Linked DNA regions of Homo sapiens: region 1 is linked to region 2. A link is a loop called in an ENCODE intact Hi-C map of the cell type or tissue named here. Cell type or tissue: dorsolateral prefrontal cortex. All regions are shown on one strand.

Region 1 (5,000 bases), 71 kb after region 2:
CAAGAGTTACATGATGAAGAGCAAACAAAACACATAATTCTTTTGCTAAAGTGGAGGATGCATTCCAAGGACATACTTCTTGGTTTGACAGTTCATTTCTAGAGGCAGAAATATTGCAGGCAATCATCAGATGTAGCCCAAGGCAGCAGACAAGGGTTTATCTTGCAAACATCATGAAATACTTTATAAATTAGGCAATTTCAGTCTGCAAGAGATAAAGACATACTCAGCTTGTCTCAGTGGAGGTCTATCAGTTAGGATTCTTAATATTGCATGTGACAAAAGACCTAACTCAAGCTGCATTAAACAACAAAGAGGACGTATTGGCTTCATAACTGAAAAGTCTAGACACAGGACGTCCTTCTTCGGGAAAGGCATGATTCTGTGGCCTACTGATGTACCAGCGGACAAGTTCCTCTCTGTGGTTTACTTGCCAGCCATGCATTTCTTTGACCTTAGGTTGCACAAGGTCATTCAGGTTCTCCTTTCATGGAAACAAAAGGGCTGCAGCCACCCCACCCTCTCATCCTCATAACCCCTGAGCTAGAGAAGAGAGCATTTTTCTTCCAGAATCTTCTGCAGTGAGTCTCAAACCTGACTGATGAGCAGAATCACACGACAAGCTGATTTCTAGAGTCCCATGCCAGCATCTCCACCCAAACTTGGTGTATCTGGTATATGGCCTGAGAATCTTCAATTATTGAATATCCTTTACAGAAAACTCTAAAGGAGAAACCAAAATTGTCCCATAACTCCACCTTTCAGATGACACTTACTGAAGTTCTCCACTAAAACTAATCAATGCACAAAGTAGGAAGTAGGAAAATCAAGCAGTACTGAATGAAAGGTAAGAACCTCTCTTCTCATCCTTCCCTCAAAGTTGCCACTGTTATCAGCTTCTTGTAGATTTTCCATTGAAAAAGAATTTGTGCATTTACCAAAGTATATGGTGTGTCATTTTAAAAGTTATGTGGAAAATGGATTACACCATTTATACTGCTCTGCTGCTTGATTTTTTCATTGCACAACATAACTCAGAGACTGCTCTATATCAGCAAATGGAGTTCCTACTAAATCTCTTTAAAAGATCTAAGAGTGTGCCACAGTTTATTTATCCAGGTTCCTATTGATGGACATTGAGGTTGTTTGCTATACAAATAATGCTGCTGTGGGCATCCATTCTTGCCGACGTTGATACTCTTCTGTGGGAAATTTCAGAATCAGCTCCCATCAGTAGAATTGCTGGGTCAAAGGTTACTCATGTTTTAAAAATGTTGATGTATGTTGACAAAATTCCTTTAGTTGAAATTTACTAGTCTGGTCTCTATTACCATTTCGAACTTCACAAATTGTGCCCTTAGTTACACGCGGGTGCCTTATGGCAGTATGGGATGGGGGCGCAGAGAATCTATGTTTTTAAAAGTTCATCATGTGATTCAGAAGCTCATGCAGGTGTGAGAACCACCGCCCCACCTTGTCACACAGGTGCCAAAATCCACCAAGTTTGCATTCACTGGCATCTGCTTCCATACTCTCATCAGCAATGGGCATCATGAAACTTTATAATTTTTGCTAATCAGATTCATGAAAAGTGGTCTGGCATTGTTCTGATTTGCGTCTCTTTATTTCTGAGGAAGGATGAGCAGCTCTTCATATGTTTCTTGGTCACTGGTATTTCTTTTCCATGTTCTGCCAGTTCAGATTCCTGGCCCAGCATTTATTGAGTTGTTTGTATATTTCTTATTTATAGACATTTGTTGCAAATTAAAGAAATTAGTGTGTCTTCCATCTATATTCCAAATACTGTTTTCCCCTTGTTTATAATTTCTTCTGACTGATTCATGAGTTTGTTTGTTTGTTTAGCTTTACAGAAGGATTTTGCTTCATTCTGTTTTAATATGGTGATATTTTTAAATCTTTGGTCTTTATGGTTTCTGGAGGAATCAAGTTTTTAAAACTCCCCAGGTGATTCTGATGAGTTTGAGAGTCACTGTCTTACAGGATATAAATAAGGAACCGAATACAGTCCCTACCCTTTGGGGTTTACAACTGTATGGGAGAAAGACGAGCTTATACATAAAAGAGAACAAGAGATAAAGGGCACTGCGAAGTTTCAAATGAGCCATGCAGATTCTTGGCTTGGCATCAAGAGCCTGCCCACTCCACGCTCCTCTCCTCAGCACCCTTTCCTCTCAGATCCTCGTGGAGGTGAGTGGGAGATCCCATCAGGCAGCAGAAGGCAGAGAAAAGCCAGCCACACAGTGGAGGGGAGGTGGCCAGGCCAGGGCGGCAGCGTAGAACAGTGGAAGCGAAGCCTTCAGGCCCGAGAGAACAGGCTCCTGGTCTCAGAGTGCTCTTAGAGGCCATCGTCCCCCTCCTACCTCCAGGGCCCGGGAGGCCTGGCTGCAGGGGTGGCCCTGCCCTCTTCTGGACAAGCCATGAGGTAGAGTCCTTTCCTCCTCTATCTTGCCCAACCTTAGAAAATCAAGTAAATAAATAAAAGGAACACTTGAGTCAGTTTTTGCTTTGTTCCATTAGAAATTCTGAGAAAAGCTAGATTTCCATGGGCTTCAGTGGGGAGAGGAGAGCATAAAGTTTCATGAAGGGAACCAAGCAGAGTTCCAGCATGGGGCCTCTGGAGGGAAGGAACTGGTTCTCACTCAACCCTGTTTCCCTCACAGCTTCTAGAACAGGGTCCTAGATTAGATATACTGCGTCCTGAATGAATGAATCAATCAATGGGAATGTATTCGAGCTGGGCGTGGAAAGACTAAGGATAAGGACCATTTCTTTATTTTCCTAGTGAACAAGAGTGCCTGATACACAGTAAGTACCTAATAGTGTTGATGTTATCAGGGGAGGTGAGGATGATGGTGTGAGCAAAGGTGCAACATTAAGAACACAAAAATCACATTCACAGGACAGTGAGGGTAGCTTATTTCATGAAAGATTCTGTGAAGAAATTAGACACAGAAAAACAAGTTGGGAGCCTCAAATGCCAGGTAAGGAAGGTGGAGTTCTATCTGTCTACAGGTAGAGTCACTGATGACTGTGTTCAGGCCACGACATGGTTAAAATCAGTGTTTTAGGAAGACTTGTTTGGTGGCATAAAGCAGGATGGATTAGAAGTTAGAAGGAAATTCAAAAACACATTTGCTCATTATCTTCTTCTTCAAAAAATGTAGTCATATTCAGTACATTAAAATAATCCAATAATATTGATTCAATTATGAATCCAATATCTGATTATGAAACATAATAATAAACCCACCATCCCACGTGAGACCTAGAGCCTTGCCAATACTACCAAAGATGCCTGTGCCTGATACCCTTTGGTTTGGGTGTGATTTCTACACAAATCCATTGGATTGACTTTCTTCCCTCCATCTGATTCTAGTCTCCCTGAGGTCCAAGAACACCTTCCAATTCCAGCTCCATCGTACCTGGAGTCCTCCCACCCCAGCATTCAGGATGAAATAGAGGTAAGATGAGAATGAACATGCGATGATGAATAACAGATCACTCAAGATTTTGAAATTTATAAGTAAAATTATTTTCTACAGTTTTAATTATGGTGACTCATGCAATTTTGGTGTAATTAGCCTTTTATTCTTACTCATTTTAATTATGAAATAAATATGCAAATTTATGCTAATAGTATAGTTAAGGAAATTATCCATTGCATTTGAGGAAGCACTCAGGCAAATTTTAAAATGGGATCATAGTTCTGACAGTTACAGAAATGGACATGAAAACAACAGGCAGAGTTCCCTGAATACACAGTGAACATGGCCCTAGAAATAGAGCTTTCATGAGACGTTCCGAGAGAAATGAATGTTTTCCCGTCCATTCCTGCTGGGCCTCCTAGATTCAGATCCAAGCCTGTATCTCTGGGTCTGCTTGTGTGCTAAAGCTCCCAAGGATATGAGCTGAGCCAGATCACCTTTATTCCCAGGGTTTCCAGAAACACAAGGGGCAACGTGACTGTTGTCTAACTATCAGTTACCGTGTACTTCTTCTGTGCGCTGGTGTTCCGTAATCCCCCTGAAGCTGCGATGCCTGCAGTCAAGACTCAACCAATGGTGGAGTCAAGAATCACCACCCAGCAACAAGAGTCATTGCAAAATAACTGAAGTTCCTTATATGCGTTCTTAAATGCTGAAACAGAGACACATGGCCCACAGAAATACTTCCTTAAATTTCCTTCCCTTTCCACCTATTGTCCTCATACTCCAGCACCTCTCTCCTCAAGATTTCCTGAAGAACTCCTCCCCAGCCATAGCCCAAGTAAGCAGAGAGGCATTCTGACCATGGCGGCCCCCTTCCCAGGGCAGCAGAGGGCGAGTCAGCTGAGATGCCAAGCCTTCTCTGATGGGCAGGGGAGCGAGGCCCGGGAACCCTCATGCACGACTCATTGTCATTGCATCCTCACTGTTGAATTTCCTGGATGTGTCAGACCATGAGCCTTGGCAGTGGAGAAACCAGGCATCTGCAGGCAGAAGCCCAGCCATAGAATAGCAAGTCACACAGGCCTGTATTGCCCGGCAATGCAACACGTGTAAGTGGCTGCGGGACTCCCTGCACTCAGCACCAGTGATGAAATCTGTCAGCAGAGATGTAAAGAATCATGTGATCTGGCCGGGGGCGGTGGCTTATGCTTGTAATCCCAGGGCTTCAGGAGGCTGAGGCAGGAGGATTGCTTGAGGCTAGGAGTTTGAAACCAGCGTGGGCAACACAGTGAGATCCCATCTCTACAAAACATTTAAAAATTAGCATGACATGGTGGTGTACACCCATAGTCCCAGTTACTCAGGAGGCTGAGGCAGGAGGATCACTTGAGCCTAGGAGTTCAAGGCTCCAGTGAGCCGTGACGGCACCACTGCACTTCAGCCTGGGCAACCGAACAAGATCTTAACTTTTTTTTTTTAAAAAAGGAAGTGGGGAATCATCAGATATAAATAAATGGTAAGGTTATAAACCCAAGCATCACCAGCAGCTAC
Region 2 (5,000 bases):
TCACCTCTCCATCTCTCCCTCATATTTTCATGGGTTCATTTGCAAAGGCTGATAAAGAAAATTGCCACAAGCTGCTGTAGCAGTGGAAACGTAGCTTATGTTGTGTGCGGGCATGCATAATGTGTGCTCACACGTGTGTGTGCAGGTGTGAGCATGTGTATCTCTGTGTCTGTGTGGTGCATATTTGTGCATCTCTGTGCTCACATATATATGCATATATGCATGTGTTTGTGTGTGCATGGGTGTGTGTGTGAATACATTGTGTGTCTTATGCATGCACATGTGTTCACCTCTGTGTGCATGCATGTGCACTTACGTGTGTGCACTTGTCTGTCTGCATGCATGTGTGTGCTTGTGTGTGTTTGCAGCAGGCAGCAGCAAGTAGCATAGAACACTGCGATGTCACTGTCTGCAGGTAGCCGCCCCACCTGCCAGCAGAGAAGAGGAATGGGCTGTATTTACCACTATTAAATTGCTTGCTACTGGGCCTCTGCCTTCACTGCTTTTGTTTTTGCTTTGTTGTTATTGTTTGTTATTTTTCCACATGGGTTTGCTCTCCTGAGTGAGATTATAAATTGCTCAAGGACAAAACCTTGTTATATTTTGTGTGTGATTATGATGCAGTTCCAAGGCAGCTCCTCCTGTCATCTTTGTTCAGACTCTCCCTGACCCCCACGTGGTTACACCACTGCCTCTTTATTTTGGCTCCTGGAGTAAGTCTTCATATCTGCAGACCGTCAGGAAGGGTCCAGACCCCAGAGCCAGCTATTGGTGTGAGAGTGGGTTTCTGGCAATGATTCCCAGCGAATGCATCCACTGAGCCCTCCCCAGTTCAGTGCTGTGTGGTACACATTTGAGAGCTCACCAGCCATGGCTGGGACTGCAATGGGAACACATTAAATCCTCCAACTTCCACCCACAGGTGACAAAGGGGACACTCTACTGATTATGCTCCTTGGTTCCCTGGTGCACTGTCCACCTTTTTCTGCATGCTCTGTGCCCTGGAAGCTAATGCTAAGTCTACATCATGCCAGCTTGCTTGCCCCCTACCAGTTGGGTTCAGCCACAGGAGGCTGAAGATGAGGGGAGAGAGAGGTCAAGGTATGTGTCCCCACCTCCCATTTCTTCCCTGCCAAAGGCAGCCTGGCAAAGGCTGACATTTTTTCTGGCTACAGCTCCTGTTGGGTGGATCTTCTTGACAGAATCTTCTTTGGGGCTCAATGGCCACTGGCACTGATAACACTATTTCCCCTCTGTCCCTTAGGGCTGGGCTAGCAATGGCTGCTCCAGTTACTACCCCTAGGGGCCTGAACATCCCTCATGGGGTCCCTTAACCCTGCCAACCCTCACAAGTAGTCCGCTCACTAAACTTTCCTTAGACAAATCTTTTGAAGGACGATCTCCCTCCACCACTCTGTCTGATAAAGCCATAAAATGTGCGCTCTTCAAGGGCAGGGCTCTGCCTGAGTCATTGTTAAGCATCCCCAGTGCTTAGCTTAAGTAGGTCATCAACAGATGTTTGTTAAAGAAACACTGGTTGGATGAAGAATGAATAACTTGCATGAATGGATGGTCTGGAAACTATAATGGTGAATGAGTCAGTGATATTTATAGCACAGTAAAACAAAAACCCAGCCACCTCCTCCCCTACCTCCCTGTCAAAAGAAGGGCCTTCAAGAGGAAGGAGAGGGAGACACTTGAGTAGGATGGCTATGGCATGTAGCACGACAGGGAAGACATCCGCTGCTGGAGCTCCTCATCCAACCCTCAGGAACAGCAGCACAGTTATTGGAAACGGACTCAAGCTTCCTGGCACACAGTGTCTGTCTGTGGAGAAGCCAAACCATGTCTCTCCCAAATGCAGACCATGAAATAAAAGGCAACTGGAGAGGGTATCATTTCCCTTTTATAGCTCAAATGAGAAAGAAAGGAGAAGGAAGAGAGTGGCCCATTGTCTGTGAGGGCAGAGAAGGAAAGGATGTCTGCTTGCAGAGAGGGCAGATTTTAAGAATGAATGAACCACATTTATGACAGGAAGCTCTTCATGAGTGTCCTCCCTATCTCCTGTCTTAGAGCAGAAATACTTTCAAGCAAGTATCTGTTTGCATTATCCTTTTTGCATTACTGCCCAGAAAAGAATTGCATGTGGCACTTACGTTACATAAATGTAGATCCAGCCCCACTGTATGTGACTGCGCAGATGTGTAATATGAATGGTGGAAGGAATCCAGCATGGGAAGAGGGAAAGCTGTGTCTGGCTCTCGCTAGATCTGATGCAAGTCCTTTGCCTCTCTAGAATTCTCTTTTCCCTTTGATAACATAGGGGATTACAACATTATCTCCCTGGATCCCTCTCAGATTGATGTTATGTAACTGTGGTTTCATGATCATGTTCCGTGTGTCCATGTTGCCCAAAACAAGACCAGATCCATGGCTGTGAAAGAATGATTAACATAGATTCAAAGTTCTTTACTCACTGAAGCAAGAAAGTGGAATAAATAAGCAATTTAGAAGGATTTTCAATAACAAGGGCTGAAGTAAGAAAGTATTTTTGTTTAATGCTTGATTTTCCTCCAAATGAAGTTTATATGTCCTAAGCATTTTAAATTACGCTTTGTCTTAAGTATTTTTAAATAGCTTTCCACCAATTCCCAATACTTTTCTTTAGAGTGTATATAATTTCCATGAGGTTTAAAAAAAGGAAGAAAAATACAAATTGAATTTATTTAGGTAATGCTCACTAGGGTTTTCTTTTGGTCCATTTAATGATAAACTGTCTCCAATATTTATAGATATCCTGTGCTCGAGGTTTTTTGTTTTTCTTGTAGTATCTACAGGGATGAAAATCTTAAGTAGGCAATAAGATTTGTAAACAATTTATTTGCTGTGTATTGAGTTGCATTTATCAAATCGAGTTTAAAATGTACCAAGCGAAACAAATTGGGTTGGAATGAATCCGTTTATGAACTTTATTTCATTTGAATTGCAGACTCAGTATGAAGTCAGAACGCTGCTTGTTCGATCCATTACAACTTCTAAGACAAGACCGTGGTGTGGTCCCTGACAAACTGATCTCTGGTTCCTTCAAAAACCCTCTCCCCTTTCTCTTCACTGTCTCCTGTAGCCCTTAGCAACTGACATTGATAATTACTTTTTCCATTCAGTTCAACCAAATTTATTGGGTGCCAGGCTCCGTGCGTGGTGGGTTTAGGGTGTGAGTCTGGTGTTTTCTATAACATGCAGTGAGGGGTGTGTCTCATAGAACTTGGCGTTAACAAACTCCTTAGGCTATACTGATTGTCTATTAGTATTAGTAATTTATTGTTTACAGATTATTCTCCACTAATACATTGTTCCTTCAAAGCTGGCTGCCTTGGCTGATTACCCTAATCTCATTATGTAGAGAGGAAAGGAAAGCTCGACAGGTGCAGGAACACCCCTGAGTCCAGTTGTATGAATACAAATATCAAAAACAAAGTCCATGGAGACACAGACCCCACTTCCTCCCCAGCCTCCTCTCTCTGTTGCTTTCTGGCAGCCCATGCTCTGGCCCACCTGAATTCCTTTCAGGTCCTCAGACACACCCACTTTCTATCACCTGCACACTCTTGTATTAATATTCACTCATCTGTCTGCCCAGCACTGACCTCTCGCTGTCACCGCGTTTCGGGTCGCAAATAGCTACCTCTTCCCTCAACCTTTCCCCCCACGGACACCCCTGCACCCCACACGAAGTACTTGTTGAAATAGAGCTTCTGGCCAGGCACAGTAACTCGCGCCTGTAATCCCAGCACTTTGGGAGGCCAAGGTTGGTGGATCACCTGAGGTCAGGAGTCCGAGACCAGCCTAGCTAACATGGTGAAACCCCGTCTCTACTGAAAATAAAAAAAATTAGCTGAATTAGCTGGGTGTGGTGGCGGGTGCCTGTAATCCCAGCTATTCCAGAGGCTGAGGCAGGAGAATCGCTTGAATCCAGGAGGCAGAGGTTGCGGTGAGCTGAGATCATTCCACTGAACTCCAGCCCAGGCAACGAGGGCGAAACTCCACCTCAAAAAAAAAAAAGAAAGAAAGAAAGAAAGAAAGAAAGAAAGAAAGAAAGAAAGAAAGAAGGAAGGAAGGAAGGAAGGAAGGAAGGAAGGAAGGAAGGAAAGAAAGAAAGAAAGAAAGAAAGAAAGAAAGAAAGAAAGAAAGAAAGAAAGAAAGAAAGAAATAGAGCTTCCTCAAGGGCAAGGAGCATGCCTGCTTCTCTTCTGTTCTCTTTGAGATTGGGATGCACCAACCAACATGGTAGCTCCTCGGTCAGTATTTGTTGAATGAATTTCTGAAGAGGTGAATTGATGGGAGAAGAAATGACAGGGTCGCTCTGACTTTGCTTCCATAGCCACCTAAGCTCTCACACACCCAGCCCTGCACCAAAGCAATTGCGGGGGATCAGGAGAAAGAATTCCTGTCTTCAATGCCAACCACCCCAAGGCTTGTGCCTAGAGTGAGTTTGGACACAATACATTCAGCTAATGATGATAGAACGTCGCTTGTGCATAATGACTAAGGAGTAGAGTACAAGGCAGGGTGAAAAAAACAAATGAAATCAAAAGAAGCGAAATAGCCTCCAATGGTCTTGCAAATAAAACTCAACCTGCATGAAAATCAATGAGAAAAAAATAATTCGTCATGAAAATGATGGAGGCATATTCACAGCTGGCCGGTACTGTACAGACTCCTTCAGATCATCTCAGAAACTTAGTCTCCTTTCGCGCTGCCACAGGCAGCTTTAGCCGACCCTGTGCTCGGGGCTGACCCAGGGCCCCTGATCCCACACTGTGGCCCTTGATGGTGGCCTTGAGGCCTGGCTCCCAGGCACTCCTGCTTTGAGTGATGCTTCGTGATTAGGTCTTGTCCAGACCATGTACAGGATGCCCAGTTAACTTCGAATTTATGATAAACAACAAATAATGTTTACTGTGTGTCCCAAATATTGTACACTTGTACTAAAAAAGTAC

Evidence for each region. Hi-C counts contacts between places; a loop is a spot of excess contacts. Peaks named below come from ENCODE experiments on the same cell type or tissue, not always from the same donor. Only the 100,000 strongest peaks of a DNase experiment are listed, where the experiment ranks them.
Region 1: a loop joins it to region 2, with 2.2 times the contacts of the local background. A loop is called at or near these places in 5 of 110 quality-filtered maps.

What each region holds. Positions count from the first base shown.
Region 1 is chr13:30,103,221-30,108,220 of GRCh38, forward strand. LINC00365 (long intergenic non-protein coding RNA 365) reads right to left here. Exons shown (of 2, transcript NR_046998.1): 2 at 1-2,475. Among named protein-coding and RNA genes, the nearest start is that of LINC00365, 3.2 kb to the right of the region's middle. In dorsolateral prefrontal cortex, a CTCF peak has its summit at 2,409 (motif pointing left); no DNase peak of the experiment used is centred here.
Region 2 is chr13:30,032,297-30,037,296 of GRCh38, forward strand. No RefSeq gene overlaps it. Among named protein-coding and RNA genes, the nearest start is that of LINC00365, 74 kb to the right of the region's middle. In dorsolateral prefrontal cortex, no CTCF peak of the experiment used is centred here; no DNase peak of the experiment used is centred here; H3K4me3 peaks cover 851 bases; H3K27ac peaks cover 1,262 bases.